Linked DNA regions of Homo sapiens: region 2 is linked to region 1. A link is an interaction called in ENCODE POLR2A ChIA-PET data of the cell type or tissue named here. Cell type or tissue: Panc1. All regions are shown on one strand. Links, peaks and the distances in the headings refer to the core of each region. The heading gives the core; the rest is flanking DNA.

The links. Peaks named below come from ENCODE experiments on the same cell type or tissue, not always from the same donor. Only the 100,000 strongest peaks of a DNase experiment are listed, where the experiment ranks them.
Region 2: POLR2A ChIA-PET joins it to region 1 with 7 read pairs; 2 of 35 experiments call an interaction of 5 or more read pairs at or near these places.

What each region holds. Positions count from the first base shown.
Region 1 is chr6:21,407,697-21,417,945 of GRCh38, reverse strand. No RefSeq gene overlaps it. Among named protein-coding and RNA genes, the nearest start is that of LINC00581, 99 kb to the left of the region's middle. In Panc1, for the core only: no CTCF peak of the experiment used is centred there; no DNase peak of the experiment used is centred there.
Region 2 is chr6:21,551,893-21,562,141 of GRCh38, reverse strand. No RefSeq gene overlaps it. Among named protein-coding and RNA genes, the nearest start is that of SOX4, 37 kb to the left of the region's middle. In Panc1, for the core only: no CTCF peak of the experiment used is centred there; a DNase peak (open chromatin) is centred at 4,943.

The DNA.
Region 1 (10,249 bases), core at 965-8,964:
AATCTTTAGTAGAATTAAAATTCTTCAACCCAGTTGTAAATTCGTATTTCATTGACCAAATTAGAAATGTGAAATCTCATGTCTCACATGAATCCTAACCAAACCTCCATCGTTCTTTGGATTTGCATAATGTTGACGGTAATTTCTACCACAACATAAAGCATGAAGTAAAATGCCTCTAGGAGGCTTCATGTGCAGTCTGCAATAAAAACTGCTCAACATAAATCCATAATTTTAAAAATCACAACTGAGAGTAACGCCTTGCACACGGCAGCACCTATGGGTCTGAAATCTACTCACAGGCTGTCAAGCCTGGCATCGTGTAGGTGCAGAATGAATGGTAAACGCCTCCATCTCATTAACCGCCACTACTGCAAATCTGTAGAAGTGTTGTCCGCATTTCACAAACAGAAATATCTGCCAGGAGATTTTTATACCTACTTTGCCTGTGTCTCCAAGCACAAAATCTGGTTTCTTTATCTACCGGAATAATCACTGTTATGGCTGCATTTTTCATCAAACGTGGTTTTAACTCATATTATAATAAATAATTAATAAAATTGCAAGGGCACTGTCTCCTTGCAAAAGAGGTAACTCCTGAAGTTATTTTAACCACCTCTCCTCATGCAAAATTTTGAGGAATTTTCTTTCACACAGCCAGAAAATTATTAAAAAACTATAAAAAATTAATTTTGCTTAATATCAGTGTGGGAAGTATAAGTCTAAACTAACGTCTTCTTTTGACTCTAAGCGATGACGTCCGAGATGTACAGCTATTACTGTTCTTATGGAATGCCATGGTTTTTTATTTTTATTTTTCTGAATTCTTATGCCTGTTACTTGAGGTGACTTTCCCCTCACCAGAGCTCTCAAATCACATGGACGCTTTTTTCCATCTTTTTTTTTTTTTTTTTTTGAGACAGAGTTTCACTCTTGTCGCTCAGGCAGGAGTGCAATGGCACACTCTCTGCTCACTGCAACCTCTGCCTCGCAGATTCAAGTGATTCTCCTGCCTTAGACTCCCAAGTAGGTGGGATTACAGGCTCCTGCCACCACACCCAGCTAATTGTGTATTTTTAGTGGAGATGGGGTTTTACCATGTTCATCAGGCTGGTCTTGAACTCCTGACCTCAGGTGATCCACCCACCTTGGCCTCCCAAAGTGTTGGGATTACAGGCGTGAGCCACTATTTCTTCCACTTTTGTGGCCAACATTGTACCTTAAGAAGCAGGAAGAAAAAAGTGTTAGGTGAAAAAGTAGCTGGGACAAGAAGTGGCTGTCCTTTTGTCTCTTTTCTGAGTTCCTGATTCTGTACAATACTCTGCTATATTTTGGGGGCTAATCCCTTCTACTTTGCCCTATTTTGCTGAACACTGCACCCTCCACTCTTCAAGGAACATTGGCTGGTTTATAGCCACTTTCACCATTTTGAGAGGCTGCTTTAATTATTCTTTGGGTGGCAGAGACACATTCTGTTTCTAACCCTGTGGTGCTGAGATGCCCATCGTGTCAAGAGATACCGCACTTCCTGTTGCTCTGATGGGTGGATTCGCCAGCCATTCTTCTCTTCTAAGAATGTTACTGTCCCTGGTAACTCAGGAGCTTCTCACATCTTCTGACTTACATGGTTCAGAAGATATCCTTTCTTCCATGCTCTTAGTTAAAACATTTGTTGCATTAATCACTATTCCTGAGTAATTTAAACCAGCCATTATGTCAAAAGAAATGCATTAACATTGATTTTTAAAGTCAGTTATTTTCATTTTGTGTATATATATACAATTATTATAATTATTATTATTTTGAGACAGAATTTCACTCTTGTTGCTCAGGCTGGAGTGCAATGGTGTGATCTCAACTCACTGTAACCTTCACCTCCCGGGTTCAAGCGATTCTCCTGCCTCAGCCTCCCGAGTAGCTAGGATTACAGGCATGTGCCACCACTCCCAGCTAATTTTGTATTTTTAATAGAGATGGGGTTTCTCCATGTTGGTCAGGCTGGTCTCGAACTCTTTATATTTTTTAAAAAGGAATATATCAGAGTCAGTTCTATTCAAGCCAGGGAGGTAATACAAAGTCCTTCCTAAACATGGGCTTCTCCCTCTCTCTCCACACCTTATTGTACTGTTTTTTTTTTTGGCAGTGTAAAGACTCTGGCCTGTTTTGTGTTTAAACTCATTTTATGAAATGAATGGGTAACAAAAAAGAGACTTCCTATTGCTAAAATAACTATTCTTGGGTTCAATAAATATATTTTTTCAAAAATGGCCAGAAATAGATTCTTTTTTAAATCTCAGTGTCTTTATATAACACAGAACCACAGTATTGTGGTTGAAAGTGTGGATTCTGGAGCCAGAATAGCTCGGATATGAATCCTGCCTCTCTTGTAATAGCTCTGTGACCTCGGGCAATGACTTAACCCTGCTGCAGCACACTTTTCTCCTCTTTAAAATGGAGGCAATAATAATATCTACCTCTTTCAATTATATTGAAGACTAACTGAATTTATACTTAGAACAGTGTCTGGCATAGGGTAAATGCTCAATTGCTGTTATCTATTATTAGGGTAGACCACTGGCTGTGACTACAGAACAGATCCTGGAAATTTCCAGGTAGGATCAGGGAGAAAGAAAATGTTTTTTAGTCTCACTTCCTTTCTCAAACACTTTCCTCTTTACTATTCAAAAATTACTTTGATTCAGCACAGTCTAGAAAAATACTTATTAACAGTCCAAGGGACTTTATGTTTTAAATATGATAATTGCAGCCAACCAGATGAGTATTTGTCTCATAATCTTTAGATTCTTTTTCTTTTCTTTTTTTTTTTCTTTTTTGAGATGAAGTCTTGCTCTGTTGCTGAGACTGGAGGGCAATGGCACAATCTCAACTCACTGCAACCTCTGTCTCCCGGGTTCAAGCGATTCTCCTGCCTCAGCCTCCTGAGTAGCTGGGATTACAGGTGTGTGCCACCACACCCAGCTAATTTTTGTGTTTTTAGTAGAGACAGGGTTTCGCCATGACCTGACCTCAGGTGATCCACCCACCTCGGCCTGCCAGAGTGCTGGGATTACAGGCCTGAGCCACTGTGCCCGGCCAATCTTTAGACTCTTAATAACTTTGTTTGAAGCCCTACATTCTAGAAAACAATCAAAGTGGGTGGCTTGGTCAGCTTCTCCACAGAAACAAAAAACCATCAGAACCAGAGGAAATTAAGATATTATATTTGCCTTTTCCCTGCAAGAATTTCTTATCCCACACACAAAATAAGAATTGCTGTTCCTGCATCAAGTTGTGGGGAAATGAAGATATGGCTTGTGGAAGGAATTAAAAATTATTCATCCAAAACAGTTTTGCAACATTGTATGTTGGGGGAAAAAAGGTCACTGTTTCTCTTACTTCCACCCCATCAAGACTATCCTCCAACCTGATATTTCTTAATCTGAGTTTATTTTCCAGGTCATTAATTTGATTTCTCAGTGTTTTGCAGCCTTTGAAAGTCTCAGTTAAAGCGGCATCATTAACATTAATCAGCATTTTCATTTCTCCCTTATTTTTTTCTCCTGCCATCTTGTTTTCTTGTTTAAATCCTTTTTCCATCACTATTTTTGAATAGTATCTGACCTCTTTGCATCAACCCAAGCGAATCCAACTTCATAAATCAATTTTGTGTCTCCCAAGGGAGACAAATGGAAAAGCAGACAGGCCTATTCCCTGGATTGTAAACGCGAAAAGAATAGCAACATTAAAGCATATGTTTATCTTTGCAGTGATTCTCCTGAAAAACAACAAACCAGGCTACCAATGAAACATATAACATTACAAATAAAAAGTAGAACGTGTCCTAAGTGTATCATGCTGCCAACACATAGCTGCCTATCACCCCAACTTCTCCTATAGCTGTCTTGAGTGTTTTCGAACTGAACCATTAAACATGCTCTGCTCTTGTTATAAATGCAGAGGGTCTTTCTTTGCCTCTATTTTAGGGAAATCAGATCTCCCAGAATACTGAAACGCCTAGGGAAACTAAGGATTTAAATTCAGATGAAAGACAAATGAGAAGAAAAGTTGAACTTTTCTGGGAACTTTGCTGACCCACTATCTGAAACATAAGTTAAATTAGTCCAAGTGAATGTGCTTCATTCCTAACATTATCCTTAGTAGTTGTATTGCTCAGAGCCTCAGGCTGAGGGGAATATGTGTACATTTGTTGAATTACTATGTCTGGGTACCTATAAATCTTGGGCCACCTAGCCAAGAATAAGCTTCCTTGGATTTTCTTTAAGACACTTTCAACTCTGAAATTGCCTGGAACTCTCCATTGTTCTTATTGCCTAATATCTGAGCAGCCCTGAGTCTCTAACACTCAACTGGATGCTTTGGTGACTGCTCGTCAAAGACCATTCTGAAGCATTTGCATGGCTTTCTGAAAGGAGATAGCTGCTTTCCTCAGCTGTGTCTCCTGGGGTTTGATGGCCATTCTTCAGCTCCCTTCCCACATAGAACCCTTAATAAGTGTTACCGTCATAGGTCTAGGCATTTCAAACCTTAGCTGGTGAGATGTATTTAAAGGATCTAGGTAGAAACAGAGAGGTGAGTTTTGTTACAAAATCTTCTGTAAATTTTTTCTAATCCAAAATGCATTCATTTCCAGGCCTGCCTGTGAAAATTTCTGCAAGTTTTAAGGCAGTTGAATTGGAGTATTAATAACATTTCCCATTGTTTCTTTAGGAAAAACAATAACATCTTCCTAGCAAGAATATACCTAGGAAGGTATAAACTCTGCCTTTGCTGCAGTCTCTGTCTCTAGCTGTGACTTTCCTTTACATTTCTGTCCTCCTTTCCCACTCAGGAGCAGATAATTTTTTGCTTCCCTTTTCCTTTCTTTCCCTCTCTTCTTGGAAATGAGAGTGGATTACTTCTTCCCTTTCACGGCTCTCCAAACAAAAATGGGACCCTCAGGGATCACTCCCCAGCAGCCAGGACAAGTGAATCCAGTGGTAGGAGTGACAAGGATCAGAAGAGAATCTTCCCACAGCCCATTTCTAAACAGGGAACGTCCCATGTCAGCTGTGTAGTCCTTGGGGACCACTTGTAATAAAGAATAGCCACTAACATTGGCCAGTAACCTACCATTTACAAAACACTCATCACCACGTTTGACGCTCGCATTTACCTTGCAGGTTATGAGTGATGTTCACGCCCATTTTACAGAGAGATGGTAACTGAATCTCAGAGAAAGTAAGTGACTTAAACAAGATCATTGGTTCATAAGTGGCATAGCTAGGATTCCAAGTTCTTTGCACTCTTCACAGTATCAACTTAGTCTTTAACCTAGTACTACATTATTGGAACGCTAAGCTTGTGGGAGTTATTTACATCCTGCTGCATAAGGTCATCCCCAAGGTCTGATTTTTCACAAAAAAATTTGCAACCTCTGGCATAAATGGGTTAATATTGCAATGGTCTCAGAGATACAAGTAGACAAAGGCAGAATTAACTTATTTTCACAATGATTAATCAACGTGTCTTTGTAGGCTTAGTTTAAATATTTTTCCTTCTTTTCTTAAAAAAAGGCCCTTATATTATATTATCATTCTGTTTTAGTAATGTAAATGTTAAGGACCTGAAAAATTTTAAACCATATCTAATGGTATATAAAATAAGGATTTATTATAGGAATTGAAGAATCACTGTTCATTTGGAAGTTTATCAACATAATGTATTCCATTAATAAATTAAGAAGAAAATACAGGATTATACCAAATATGACAAAAGAGCAATTAATATAATTTGGTAAGTATTTGTGGTAAAATCTCTAAGTAAAAGAATAGAAGGAAATTTCTAAACAAGATAAAGTATTCATCAGAAACCAACAAATTGAAATACTAAAGGAATTCCTATTAAAATCAGAAACAAGATGGAGCTGCCCAATATTATCACCTATTATTTGAAAAGTATTTTGGAAGCAGCTGGAATTGGTGGAGGCATGGCACCAGAAAGGCGGGGAGCTTTGCAGAGCTGGGCCCTAAGAAATCTTCGTGGAGACTGCCCTCAGATCCTGGGCCAAGAACTGGGAAGCACATGTACAGGGCCTGATTCTGTGAAGCCTACTGCTGGGAGGCTGAGAGCTGGACAGAGATATTAGAGATCATGCAGAGTTTGGAGGCATTGGGATTATGGCCCATCCAGAGTGGAGAACCCTTGCTAAAAACATAAAACATTAGATTGAGACCCTAGAAAAGCCCCACCTTATGAGTAAGCCCCGTGTTCTAGAGTCAGGGCCAGACCCTAGGACTCTGTCACCCCGGCTGGAATGAAGTCACCCGATCTTAGCGCAGCTCACTGCAACCTCCGCCTCCTGGGTTCAAGTGATTCTCCTGCCTCAGCCTCCCGAGTAGCTGGGATTACAGGTGCCCGCCACCATGTCGGGTTAATTTTTGTACTTTTAGTAGAGACGGGTTTCGCCAAGTTGGCCAGGCTAGTCTTGAACTCCTGACCTCAAGTGATCTGCCCACCTCAGCCTCCCAAAGTGCTGGGATTACAGGCATGAGCCACCGCGCCCGGCCGAAAATGTAACTTTTGATTGGGGTGTTGTTTATACCTGTCAAAAGTCATTGGATTTACACTTAATAGTTGTACTTTTTTTTTTTTTTTCTAAGACAAGAGTTTCACCCTGTCACACAGGCTGGAGTGCAGTGGCGTGATCTCGGCTCACTGCAACCTCCACCTCTCAGGTTGAAGTGATTCTCCTGTCTCAGCCTCCCAAGTAGCTGGGATTACAGGCACACGGCACCACGCCCTGCTAATTTTTTGTATTTTTAGTAGAGACATTGTTTCACTGTGTTGCCCAGGCTTGTCTCAAACTCCTGAGCTCAGGCAATCCACCCGCCGCCTCGGCCTCCCAAAGTGTTGGGATTACAGGCGTGAGCCACTGCACCCGGCCTACACATTTTATTCTACATAAATTTTGCCTAAATTAAAAATAAAACATAAGAAAATCATAATGAACATAACCAAATCACAAAGTAGTGGGTATTAAACTTGAATAAAAATGTATTCTGAATATCACAGGAAGGGATAAAGATACAAAATATGAAATAAATATTGGGATAAATAATTTATCCAGAAATAACAAAATCCTTTTCACAGAATTTCTAAATTAACTGAATAAAAAGATTAAAGGAGAGTCAATATTTCAGAAAATAATTGAATTTTTTTTCTCAATTTTGAAGGAAAACATTAGTTCTCAGTCTGAAAGCATGTATAGAATGATAAATAGGGTAAATAACTTTTTTTTTTTCAATATGACCTCTTACCAGATATGCTGTGGCAAAATTTCAAAGAAAATCCTGAAAGCTTCAAGAAAGAAACATATAAACCTACAAAAAACAGGAATCAGGTTCACTTTAAAGTTATGAAAGAAAATAACTTGGAGTCAAGAATTCTATACCCAGCTAAATCATTTTTCAAGTGTGAGGGTAAAAACAATAAAAACATGCACAAAGATAGCCATTGAAGGTTTTTTTGTTTTTTTTTCTTGCCTGATGAAAACTTTCCAGGTCTTTTTTTCTTTTTTTCTTTTACTTGAAGTTCTGGGATACATGTGCAGAACATGCAGGTTTGTTAATAAGTATACATGTGCCATGGTGGTTTGCTGAACCTATCAATCCATCATCTAGGTTTTAAGCCCCACATGCATTAGGTATTTGTCCTAATGCTCTCCCTCCCCTTGCCCGCTGCTCCCCGACGGGCCCTGGTGTGTGATGTTGCCCTCCCTGTGTCCACACGTTCTCATTGTTCAACTCCTACTTATAAGTGAGAACGTGCAGTGTTTGGTTTTCTGTTCTTGTGTTAGTTTGCTGAGGATGATGGTTTCCAGCTTCATCCATGTCCCTCCAAAGGACATGAACTCATTCTTTTTTATGGCTGCATGGTATTCCATGGTGTACATGTGCCACATTTTCTTTATCCAGTCTGTCATTGATGGGCATTTGGGTTGGTTCCAAGTTTTTGCTATTGTAAATAGTGCTGCAATAAACATATGTGTTCATGTGTCTTTTTTTTTTAATAGCTAAAATTCAGAAACAACATAGGGAATCAATAGCAGAATGGAGTGTATAAAGCCTGGCTTATTGAAATAATAGTGCACCAAGGATAATTAAATAAAAGAATTAGATCTACCGAAGCTCTACAGATAAATCTCATAAGAGCAACTTGTAAAAGAATATTATGCTATGATGACATCTGTGTAAATTGAAATTATCATTATCGCCAACATCATCGTCAGAGCAAACACATAGTTCTTTCTATGCACCAGGCATGGTGTTAAGCAGCATCTCCATTTTATCTCATTTAATCATCACAAAAACTCTGTGAAGTAAGGTATGATTATCACCATTTTACAAATGACAGCACTGAAGTGCAGAGAGGTTATATAATTTGCCCCAGGTCATCTAATAAGTGACAGACCTGGAATGGGAAACCAGGTAGACTAGTTCAGACTGTATGGTATGACGCCACTCAAAACAATGCTATGTATTCTTGATGGATTCATCTTACGTAGCAAAAGTAGGGAAACGTGAACAAGAAATCTGTCAACTTCCGTATAGTGCTTGCCTCTGGGAGGGAAGAAAAGGGAGCTGGATGAGGGAGATATACTGATTTTATCTGTAATGTTTTATCTTGTTTAAAAAAATTGAACGCAACTGTGGCAAAATATTATGATGTTGAATCAGGATTCTGGGTATTTGGAGTATCTGTAATATTATCCTCTGTGATTTTCTGCAAGTGTAAAATCTTTTAAGTCAAGGCCGGGTGTAGCGGCTCATGCCTGTAATCCCAGCACTTTGGGAGGCCAAGGCAAGTGGATCACCTGAGGTCAGGAGTTCGAGGCCAGCCTGGGCAACATGGTGACACCTCATCTCTACTAAAAATACAAAAATTAGTTGAGTGCGGTGGCACATGCCTGTAATCCCAGCTACTCGGGAGTCTGAGGCAGGAGAATCACTTGAGCCTGGGAGGCAGAGGTTCCAGTGAGCCGAGATTGCACCATTGCACTCCAGCCTGGGCGACAGAGAGAGACTCAGTCTCAAACAAAACAAAAATCTTTTAAGTCAAAATAAAATATGATGAAGTTAGTGTCTCTCCAACTTTGGCTGTATCCTTGCAGTGAGACATCAGTGAGAGATTAGTGAATAAAGTCATTGTTTTAAAAAGACTCCATAAAAGAGGAATGCAAGTGTCACAACCCATGATTTTGGAGAGTAAAGAGTCATAATTCTAATGCCACTTTACAGTGTAAAATATAATCTTCATCTCATACCAAGTTGGCAATTCCCAAATTCATTAGGTTTATCACAGTATTATAAATCCTATCAGCCAATATTTCATCAAATGAGTTGAGAGCACTATCTTTTGTTCCCATTTTGTTGTGAATTTGTTTCTGAAATTTGGGCATCTGACTGTTTTATTCCAGTGAATGCCATGGCCAGGATCTCTACATTATTTGCTCTTATATTTTAAATGCAAAGAGTTTTACCAGGCACTCGATATTATTGTTTACAATGTAATTCAATCGTTATCAGTACATTTTATTCAATCAGACCTACCAGAGGGGCCGTATTGTTAAAATTTCACTTTTGTACATTTCTCATGTGGAGGTGACATTTTAAGAATCAACTACATAATTAGTATTCTTACTTTCATTATTACACCAGTGAGTTTTTGGGTGAGTTCTCAGAGGGTGGGGAGTAAATCCATCAGGTAATATCTGCTTTCCTTCAACAAATTTCTAGTGCTTTGTGTTAAACGCAGGGCTCTCTTCTAAGAGGGAGTGAATACAAAGATATATATGATATGACCCATGTTTTCCAGTTAGAAAAGAGAGACGACATTCGCACAAATAACCGATGCAAACTAGAATATTTAAAATGCCTAAGAGATAGACAAGTCAAGGGCTTGTGGAATTCAAAGATGGGAGAACTTTCTGGCAGCTGACAGCTGAGAGTAGGTTATCAGGAAAAAATTCTTAGTGGTTGTGTTAGGCCGTTCTTGTGTTGCTATAAATAAATACCTGAGGCTGGGTAATTAATGAAGAAAAGAGATTTAATTGGCTTGTGGTTCTGCAGGCTGTACAGGAAGCATGGCGCCAGCATCCTCTCGGCTTCTGGGGAGGCCTGGGGAGCTTTTGCTCATGGTGGAAGGTAAAGGAGGAGCAGGCATTTCGCAAGGCCAGAGCAGGAGCAAGAAG
Region 2 (10,249 bases), core at 1,590-9,589, 140 kb before region 1:
TGAGCCTGACCAACATGGTGAAACCCCGTCTCTACTAAAAATACAAAAATTAGCTGGGCATGGTGGCATGTGCCTGTAATCCCAGCTACTCAGGAGGCTGAGGCAGGAGAATCGCTTGAACCTGGGGGTGGAGGTTGCAGTGAGACAACATCACACCATTGCACCCCAGCCTGGGCAACAAGTGTGAAACTCCATCTTAAAAAACAAACAAAAAAACCAGGCTGGGCGTGGTGGCTCACACCTGTAATCCCAGCACTTTGGGAGGCCGAGGCGGGCGGATCATGAGGTCAAGAGATCAAGACCATCCTGGCCAACATGGTGAAATCCCTTCTCTACTAAAAATGCAAAAATTAGCTGGGCGTGGTGGTGCATGCCCACAATCCCAGCTACTGGGGAAGCTGAGGCAGGAGAATCACTTGAACCTGGGAGGTGGAGGTGGCAGTGAGCTGAGATGGCGCCACTGCACTCCAACCTGGTGACAGAGTGAGACTCCATCTCAAAAAAAAAAAAAAAAAAGATGTGGTACATATATATACAATGGCGTACTATTCAGCCATAAAAAGAATGAGGGCCTGTCATTTGCAACCAATATGGATGGAACTGGAGGACATTATGTTAAGTGAAATAAGCCAGGCACAGAAAGACAAATTTCATAAGTTGTCACTTACTTGTGAAAGCTAAAAATTAAAATAAGTGGACTCATGGAGATAGAGAGTAGAATGATGATTACCAGAGGCTACGAAGGGCAGTGGGCAGGGCTGGAAGTGGGGATGGTTAATGGGTACATAAATAGATTTAGATAGAATGAATAAGATCTAGTATTTGATGGCACAACAGAGTTACTATAGTCAACAATAATTTTTTGTACAGCTAAAAATAACTAAAAGAGTATAACTGGATTATTTGTAACACAAAGGATAAATGCTTGAGGAGATGGATACCCCATTCACCCTGATGTGATTATTATGCATGTATGCCTGTATCAAAATATCTTATTGCCCCATAAATATATACACTTACTATGTACCCACAAAAGTTAAAAATTAAAAAAAAGAAATTGAATGAATATGCATGAAAATGAGTAGCTATGTGTTATAAAGAAAAATAAATTAGGCTGGGCGTGGTGGCTCACGCCTGTAATCTCAGCACTTTGGGAGGCCGAGGCAGGTGGATCACGAGGTCAGGAGATCGAGAACACCCTGGCTAACACGGAGAAACCCCATCTCTACAAAAAATACAAAAAATTAGCCAGGCATGGTGGCATGCGCCTGTAGTCCCAGCTACTCGGGAGGCTGAGGCAGGCGAATCACTTGAACCTTGGGAGGTGGAGGTTGCAGTGAGCCAAGATCATGCCACTGCACTCCAGCCTGGGCTACAGAGTGTGACTCCATCTCAATAAAAAAAAAAGAAAAAGAAAAAAAGAAAAGAAAAGAAAAATAAATTGACACCTGAGAAGGAATAGAAGAGGCAAAATTTATAGATGGGGTTGGTCAGAACAGACTTCTCTAAGATTGGGTCACTAAATATGAGATCTACAGAATGAATAGAAGTTGTCTAGGTGAAGATTGGTGGGAAATATGGGGAGAAAGGGAGGGTACACTTGGCAGAAGGACGAGAATGTGCTAAGGCAGAAGAGAAAGGAAAGCTTGGCACCTGAAACCACTGTGGCTAGAATACAGCAGCAAGAGAAAAAGTAGCACAGATGAAACCACTGTGGCTAGAATATAGCAAGCAAGCAAAAAAGTAGCACAGATGAAAATGGAGTCAGACCATCCAGGGGACTGGGTTATATTAAGGATTATAGATTTTTTTTCTAAATACAATGGGAATCCATGGATTAATTTTAAATAGGTGAATGGCATACTGTGATGAACATTTTAAAAACATCGCTCTAGCCACTATGTGGAGAACTCTTGGAGAGGGCAATAAGATGGTAGGGAGAATCCTTTGAAGACTATATCCCAGCCTAGAGATGATGGTGGTTTTGGAAGCAATGGAGGGAAGTGAATGGTTAGGGGATATATTTTGGAGGTAGAATTCATAGAGCTTAGTGATGGACTCTTAAAGAGATATGGAGAGAAAGATTTGAGTAGAATGAGAAGTAGGAAATAATCATTTAGGAATGTGATCGACTGAGTTAACTAGAGATACACAACTAGGTTGCCAGGCAATGTTTAGGTTGGAGATGTTGATTTTTCAATGATATCAATCAGTTCAGGCATGTGTTTTCTCCAGCTTGGTGTGAGAACAGAGAAGACAGATGGTTGGGTTCATCTAGGGTTGGAGTTTAGTGTGTTTGACAGAGGGGAAAGAAGCAAGGTAATTAGTGTAGTGTTTGCAAAGGAGTTATACCAAGGGACTCTAAGTACCTAAATCAACAGACGCGTAAAGGCAAGTGGGGCTGATGGACAGAGAGAGAGCAATGGGTTGTGCACTGGAAGTCTTAGTGAGATGGAAGATGGTGGAAGAGTGGTGTGCTTGGGTGAATTCACTGAAAACAACATAGCTTTGTTTCAGAAGTGGACGTCTGACTTTGTGATTGTATAGGCTGCTGAGGTGGAGAGTTCCATGAACTAACAGTGTAGTGTTTTGGATGCGTCATTCAAGATACATTAACATTGCCTAAAATGATGACAGGAGGTAAGATGGACTGGAAGATTGCCAACCAGGTGCTGAAATCTCAAATGAATGAAGAGAGGTGACAGCTGATGACAGTAATAAGGAGGAGGAGAGTGATTCAGCTGAATGGTTTGAGTCTCAAAGGAGACAAAAGGAACCAGGTTTAATGTCTGAAAGCAGGTAAACAGTGACCCAACTATCAAAGCTGAGATGAGAAAAAGCAGTCTTCACTTCAGACGCAGGCAGGGGAAATGAAGTTCTCAGACAGTGCTTGGGTCTCACTGAGGCAAAATTGTGGAAGGAGCGTGGGAGCAGAGATGGAGAATATCAGGAAGTTTGCTGAGTACAGAGCAAGCATTTTCAAACTCATCATGAGGTACAGGGTTGCGTCACATGGAATGATGGATGTAGTAGTAAGCTGGTTGGAGCTGAGAGTTAAGATAAAGGATTTCTGGAGAGACTTCTATGTCTGGTGGAGGGTTTGCTTCTGAAGGTCTTTTAGAAGAAGGTGGGCACTTGGTCTAATACTGGTGTAAATATGTTTTTTATTATTTTTACAAAAAATATGATAACTTGGCCAGGCCCGGTGGCTTATGCCTGTAGTCCTAGCGCTTTGGGAGGCCGAGGCGGCTGGATCATGAGGTCAAGAGATCAAGTCCATCCTGGCCAACATGGTGAAACCCCATCTCTACTAAAAATACAAAAATTAACTGGGTGTGGTGGTGTGCATCTGTAGTCCCAGCTACTCGGGAGGCTGGGGCAGGAGAATCGCTTGAACCCAGAAGGCAGAGGTTGCAGTGAGATGAGATCACGCCTCTGCACTACAGCCTGGGTGACAGAACGAGACTCTGTTTAAAAAAAAAAAAAAAAAAAAAAAAGACAACTTTCGGGACCATTTTCCTTTCAAAGCTGCCTTTTCTTTGTAAAGTTGATTGCAAAAGTATACAACCAATTAATGAGTACAGAGTTTCTGCTTGGGATGATGGAAAAATTCTGGAAATGGATAGTGGTGATGGTTGCACAGCATTGCAAATGTGCTTAATGTCATTGACATGTACACTGAAAAGTGGTTAAAATGGTGTCTGAGTCTGTGCAGGCTGCTGGAACAAAATACCATAAACTGGGTGGCTTGGAAATAACAGAAATTCATTTCTCACAGTTCTGGAGGCTGGGAAGGACAAGATTAAGATGCCAGCAGATTCAGTGTATGATGAGGGACTATTTCCAGGTTGATCGATGGTGACTTTTCACTGTGTCCTCACTTGGTGGGAAGGGGAAAGGCAATGGTCTGAGGTTTCTCGTATAAAGAAACGAATCCCATTCCTGATGGTGGAGCCCTCATGACCTAATCACCTCCCCAAATCCCCACTTCCTAACATCATCACATTGGTGAGTAGGTTTCCATATATGAATTTTGGGGGGATGCCAACATTCAGATCATAGCAAATGGTCAATTTTATGTTATGTATTTTTACCACAATTTGAAAAAATGCAGTGTGTAGTGAAGGTTGTAAACTAGCAGCCTATTGATTAAATGTGCTCTCAGACATGTTTGTTCATCCTCATGCTGTTTTGGCCATTAGTGTGTAATAATAATTAAATCATTTCCAACATTTAAAAATCTGGAGATTTTGTATTAAAATCCCTTTAAAAATCTGGGCTATCTAGAAACTCCGAACCCACATTGTTACTTAGGGAGGATCAGCTGGTGCCAAGAGAGGCATGTCCTCCCAATCCCTGGATGGAGCCGACACCTCTTACCACTCCTTATTGTGTTCTTGTCACCCTGGTGCTTGCTCTGTTGTTTCTCTTTTCAGAATTAAAAGAATGGTGAAACAACTGTATAGCCACATCTCTACAAAGATCAGAAAATGAAAGACTTAACAGGGCCTTGTGTTTCAAGAAAAGTGGGAGAAAACACATTTCTTGGTGGAAGTGAAGCTACATGTTTAATGTGTAAACAAAGTATGTCCCAAGAATATAATCTGGCCAAGTTATTTTTATTACCTACCCAGCTCCTGAGGGCAATTGTGTTTACCTTACCTCCCTGATTTATATAGACTCTTTATTACTTTTAAGTTTTAAATAATTTATGTAAAGTAAAAACCTAACAAAATTTCAAGGACATGCAACATCTCTAATTTTCATCAAGTCTTTGGCTAGGAAACGTGCCCAGACTTTGAGCTTGTTGGGAACAATGTGGGGTATCAATTAAGTGATCGATTAAAAGATTGTTCTCAGTGTTTGTACATAGAAAAAACAATGATACATTTTCTGTGTTCTGTGTGTGTGTGAAAGGGGTCACGTAGATCTGTGTGATTCATTGGCACATGGACTCATTGTTTGTGCCAAATCAATCAGTAGACATGGGAACATTAAATCATTGTATGTCAACATCGCTGTGGAAAAAAAAGGTTCTGGTACACAGAATGGGCACATCCTGTCACCAGAAAAAGTGCACCGACTTCTTTTTGAAAGTAAAAATATAGTAAACACCAGATATTCTGGCACTATGATTTATTCTAATCTAAAATATCCTAACACTTCTAAATATTAAGAACTAAATTTTAGTTCTTTTCCTGCTGGATGACCTTACCTAGGAACATCTTTGCTTGGTAATAAGAATGCAGTGAATTACTGCATTGCTGGATGATAGTTGAAAACAACGCTTAATGTGAATGCAAATGTCCGATTTCTACTTAGAAATGGAGGAGTGCACAAGTATCTCTCGACCCCTATCTGACATCTGTTGGTGTCCCATGACATTAGAAAATACCCGTGACCCAGACCAAGTCATGCACCAGCATAGAGGGTATATTCATTTTCTAGAGCTGCCTAAAAAGGACCACAAACTGGGTGGCATTAAACAATAGAAATCTATTCGGGTTTGGCTCTAGACATTAGAAATGTGAAATATAGATGTCAGCAGGGCCAAGCTCCCTCTGAAGGCTTTAGGGAAGACTCTGTCCCATGGCTTTCTCTTAGCTTCCGGTGTTGCCAGCAATCCTTGGCATCCCTAAGCTGGTAGATGCATCACTCTAATCTCTGCCTTCATTGGCACATGTCATTCTCCCTGTGTGTTTTTACGTGTCCCTTCTCTTCTTTTTTTTGAGATGGAGTCTCACACTGTCGCCCAGGCTGGAGTGCAATGGCACGATTTCGGCTCACTGCAACCTCTGCCTCCTAGGTTCAAGCAACTCTCCTGCCTCAGCCTCCTGAGTATATGGGATTACAGGCACCCGCCACCACGCCCGGCTAATTTTTTTTTTTTTTTGTATTTTTAGTAGAGATGGGGTTTCACCATGTTGGCCAGGCTGGTCTCGCACTCCTGACCTCAGGTGATCCGCCTGCCTCGGCCTCCCAAAATGCTGGGATTACAGGAGTGAGTCACCACGCCTGGCTTCTTCTCTTCTTTTAAAGACCACAGTCATATTGGGTTAGGGCCCACCGAAATGTCCTCATCATAACTTGATTACATCTGCAAAGATTCTATTTCCAAGTAAGGTTACAGGTTAGGACTTCAGCATATCTTTTTCGGGGGTACAATTCAACCCATAACAGAGGGACAGCACAGTGGACAGACCAAGATCCTTGAATTAACTCTTTAATTAGACTCTGACCCAGCCACATCTCATCTCAGCCATGGCTACCTTGCTTTCTTCCCTCATTTTGGTTTTGGAATCATCTCCTGCTTTACCCTTCTTCCATGATGGTCAATGTCAACTTTCATCAATGTATAGGTTTCTGACTGTGAACAGTCCCCTGTTGGCATGCTCTTTCCTTACTCCAAACCCTAGAAATAGAACTTCTTGATTGGAACCTAGAAAGCCATTCCTATAAATCACTCCTATCGATCACCTTCCTCCTGCCTTAAATCTTCCCTGGGTTGCACAGGTTTTCCATTGTCATCATTTCAGTCACCTCCTTGTAACTCTTCTGTCCTGCCATCCTTCCCTTTCACCCACTTGTTGGAACCCAGCCTTGAATAAGTCCATTTCTTTAGTCTGGGCTCACACCTGGGCAGCTGAGCGCTGTGAGAGGAAATCAAATCTGTTTACCTAGTTAGCTTTCTCTTCAGTTTTCTGCATGGGCATTTCATCGCATCCATAAAATCCTTAAACCTGTGACATCATCAGTTTCCTCTCGTCAACATGTTTCTCCCCTGAACTCTTAATTCATGAGGAAAATACACCTGTACCTTCTTAAATACATGGGGAAAACACAAGGTACCTTCTTCTTTTTTTTTTTAAAAACGGAGTCTCACTCTATTGCCCAGGCTGGAGTGCAATGGCATGATCTCTGCTCACTGCAACCTCTGCCGCCCAGGTTCAAGCAAATCTCCTGCCTCAGCCTCCTGAGTAGCTGGGATTACAGGCTCCTGCCACTGTGCCTGGCTAATTTTTGTATTTTTAGTAGAGACAGGGTTTCATCATATTGGCCAGGCTGGTCTCGAGCTCCCGACCTCAGGTGATCCACCTGCCTTGACCTCCTAATGTGCTGGGATTACAGGCATGAGCCACTGAGCCCAGCCGGTGTTTTTTTTTTTTTTTTTTTTTTGACAGGTTTGGCTTTCACCCTGATTCTCCTGCCTCAGCCTCCCAAGTAGCTGGGATTACAGGCATCTGCCACCATGCCCAGCTAATTTTTGTATTTTTAGTGGAGATGGGGTTTCACCATGTTGGTCAGGCTGGTCTTAAACTCCTGACCTCAGGTGATCTGCCTGCCTCAGCCTCCCAAAATGCTGGGATTACAGGTGTAAGCCAGTGCGCCTGGCCTGTTTCTTAAATATTAGTGTTCTTTGATTTCTGCCCTTGGCTTTTTTTTTTTTTTTCTTTTTTTTTTTGAGACGGTCTCCTTCTGTCACCCTGGCTAACTGCACTCTTGACTTCCCTGGCTCAGGTGATCCTCCTACCTCAGCCTCCTGAGTAGCTGGGATTACAAGCATGCACCATCAGGCCTGGCTAGTTTTTTATTTTTTGTAAGAGATGGGGTCTCACTATGTTGCCCAGGCTTGTCTCGAACTCCTGGGCTCAAGGGATCCTCCTGTCTCTGCCTCCCAAAATGCTGGGTTTAGAGGTGTGAGCCGCTACGCCTGGCCCCTTTGGCTCTCTTTGTTCCTCATTCTAAACAGTTTCCCATGGGATTTCTGTCACTCCCATGAATTTATCACTGACAATTTCCAAGTCTATAGCTCTAGCTCGGATCACTCCAAAGGCTCACATTCACATATCCAACTGTCTACTAGACAACTCCACTTAGATGTTTCCCATGAACACTGCAAATGCAACGTGTCAAAAATCAAACGTGGGCCGGGCGCCATGGCTCACGCCTGTAATCCCAGCACTTTGGGAGGCCGAGGCAGGCAGATCTCCAGGTCAAGAGATTGAGACCATCCTGGCCAACATGGTGAAACCTTGTCTCTACTAAAAAAAAAAAAAAAAAAAAGAAAAATACAAAAATTAGCTGGGCATGTTGGCACATGCCTGTAGTCCCAACTACTCGGGAGGCTGAGGCAGGAGAATCATTTGAACCCGGGAGGCGGAGGTTGCAGTGAGCCAAGATTGCACCACTGCACTCCAGCCTGGCCAGCCTGGGCAACAAGAGCAAAACTCCGTCAAAAAAAAAAAAAAAAAAAATCAAACGCATAACCTCTACTCCTCAGCCCCTTTCTGTCTTGCTTTAACTCCTGGGTTTCCCCACTCAGTTAATCAATCCTTACCTCATTTACCCAAACCAGAGACCGAGTGTCAGCTGAGGCAGATGTCCTTTGGGTCTTAACCATGCCATTGCATTCCTGCCTGTTGCCAATGGCCTGTATTGGTATCTTTTTTGCCTAAGGACCTTTTAGAAAGCAACAAAAGCCTGCTCTGGTTTGTGCAGAACAAGCTAGAAATGCTGAGGAAATAAAGCCATTGGCCAGTGATTCATGGGAATTGGTTTATAAATGCCCCAGCTCCTCACCCCCTTGAGTGGGACAACTAAAGCATTTGTTTTATCCCATTTCACAGGATGTCTCCATGGAATATGCTCCAGGCTTTCACAGCACAGTTGGCTAATGGGGCCAACCCTTGATTGGCTGCTTTTCCTTCTTCATTTCACTTTCCTACCAATATTCCCCATTCTTTACAGATAAACTACTTGCATTTGAATCCCTGCCTTGAGGTCTGTTTCTGGAGAAAACCAAAGTAAGACATCATTCTTCTTTGCACTCTCTTCCTTTCCCCTTCTTCCAGTCAATCACCAAGTTCTATTAATTCTACCTCATAATTATTTCGAAAAGCTGGCCACTTCCCACTGCCATCACCTGTAGCCTGCAACACTGCTCCCCTCTCCTTCCTGCCTCCCTCCAATTTGTTCCCCTTTGATCTTTTTTCTTTTTTCAGGTAGTAACCATTTAAATATGCAAATTTGACTATATTACCATTACCCTAGGCTTCTTAGGTCTCAATTTACATGTAACTTCCTGGGAGAAGCTTTCCTCAATTTTCTTTCAATTCTAGGTACCTATTAAAAGAATTAGCTTGTCATTTCCCTTTTAGAGCACCTCACACACTATACAGTGATTCTTTTTTTTTTTTTTTTTTTTTTTTTTGAGACAGTCTCGCTCTGTTGCCCAGGATAGAGTGCAGTGGCCCGATCTCGGCTCACTGCAAAATCCTCCTCCCGGGATCACGCTGAGAGGTGACAGCATGCTGGTAGTCCTCAGAGCCCTCGCTTGCTCTCGGCACCTCCCCTGCCTGGGCTCCCACTTTGGTGGCATTTGAGGAGCCCTTCAGCCCCCCACTGCACTGTGGGAGCCCCTTTCTGGGCTGGCCGAGGCTGGAGCCCACTCCCTCAGCTTGCAGGGAGGTGTGGAGGGAGAGGCACGAGCTGGAACCGGGGCTGCGTGCGGCGTTTGCGGGCCAGCTGGAGTTCCGGGTGGGCGTGCGCTTCGTGGGCCCCGCACTCGGAGCAGCCAGCCAGCCCTGCTGGCCCCGGGCAATGGGGAACTTAGCACCCGGGCCAGTGGCTGCGGAGGGTGTACTGGGTCCCCCAGCAGTGCCGGCCCACCTGTGCTGTGCTCGATTTCTCGCCGGGTCTTAGCTGCCTTCCCGCGGGGCAGGGCTCAGGGACCTGCAGCCCGCCATACCTGAGCCTCCCACCCACTCCATGGGCTCCTGTGCGGCCGGAGCCTCCCCGACGAGCACCACCCCCTACTCCACAGTGCCCAGTCCCATCGACCACCCAAGGGCTGAGAAATGCGAGCGCACGGCGCAGGACTGGCAGGCAGCTCCACCTGCAGCCCCGGTGCGGGATCCACTAGGTGAAGCCAGCTGGGCTCCTGAGTCTGGTGGGGACGTGGAGAGTCTTTATATCTAGCTCAGGGATTGTAAATACACAAATCAGCACCCTGTGTTTAGCTCAAGGTTTGTGAGTGCACCAATCGACACTCTGTATCTAGCTGCTCTGTTGGGGCCTTGGAGAACCTTTATGTCTAGCTCAGGGATTGTAAATACACCAATCAGCACTCTGTATCTAGCTTAAGGTTTGTAAATACACCAATCAGCACCCTGTGTTTAGCTCAAGGTTTGTGAGTGCACCAATCGACACTCTGTATCTAGCTGCTCTGGTGGGGCCTTGGAGAACCTTT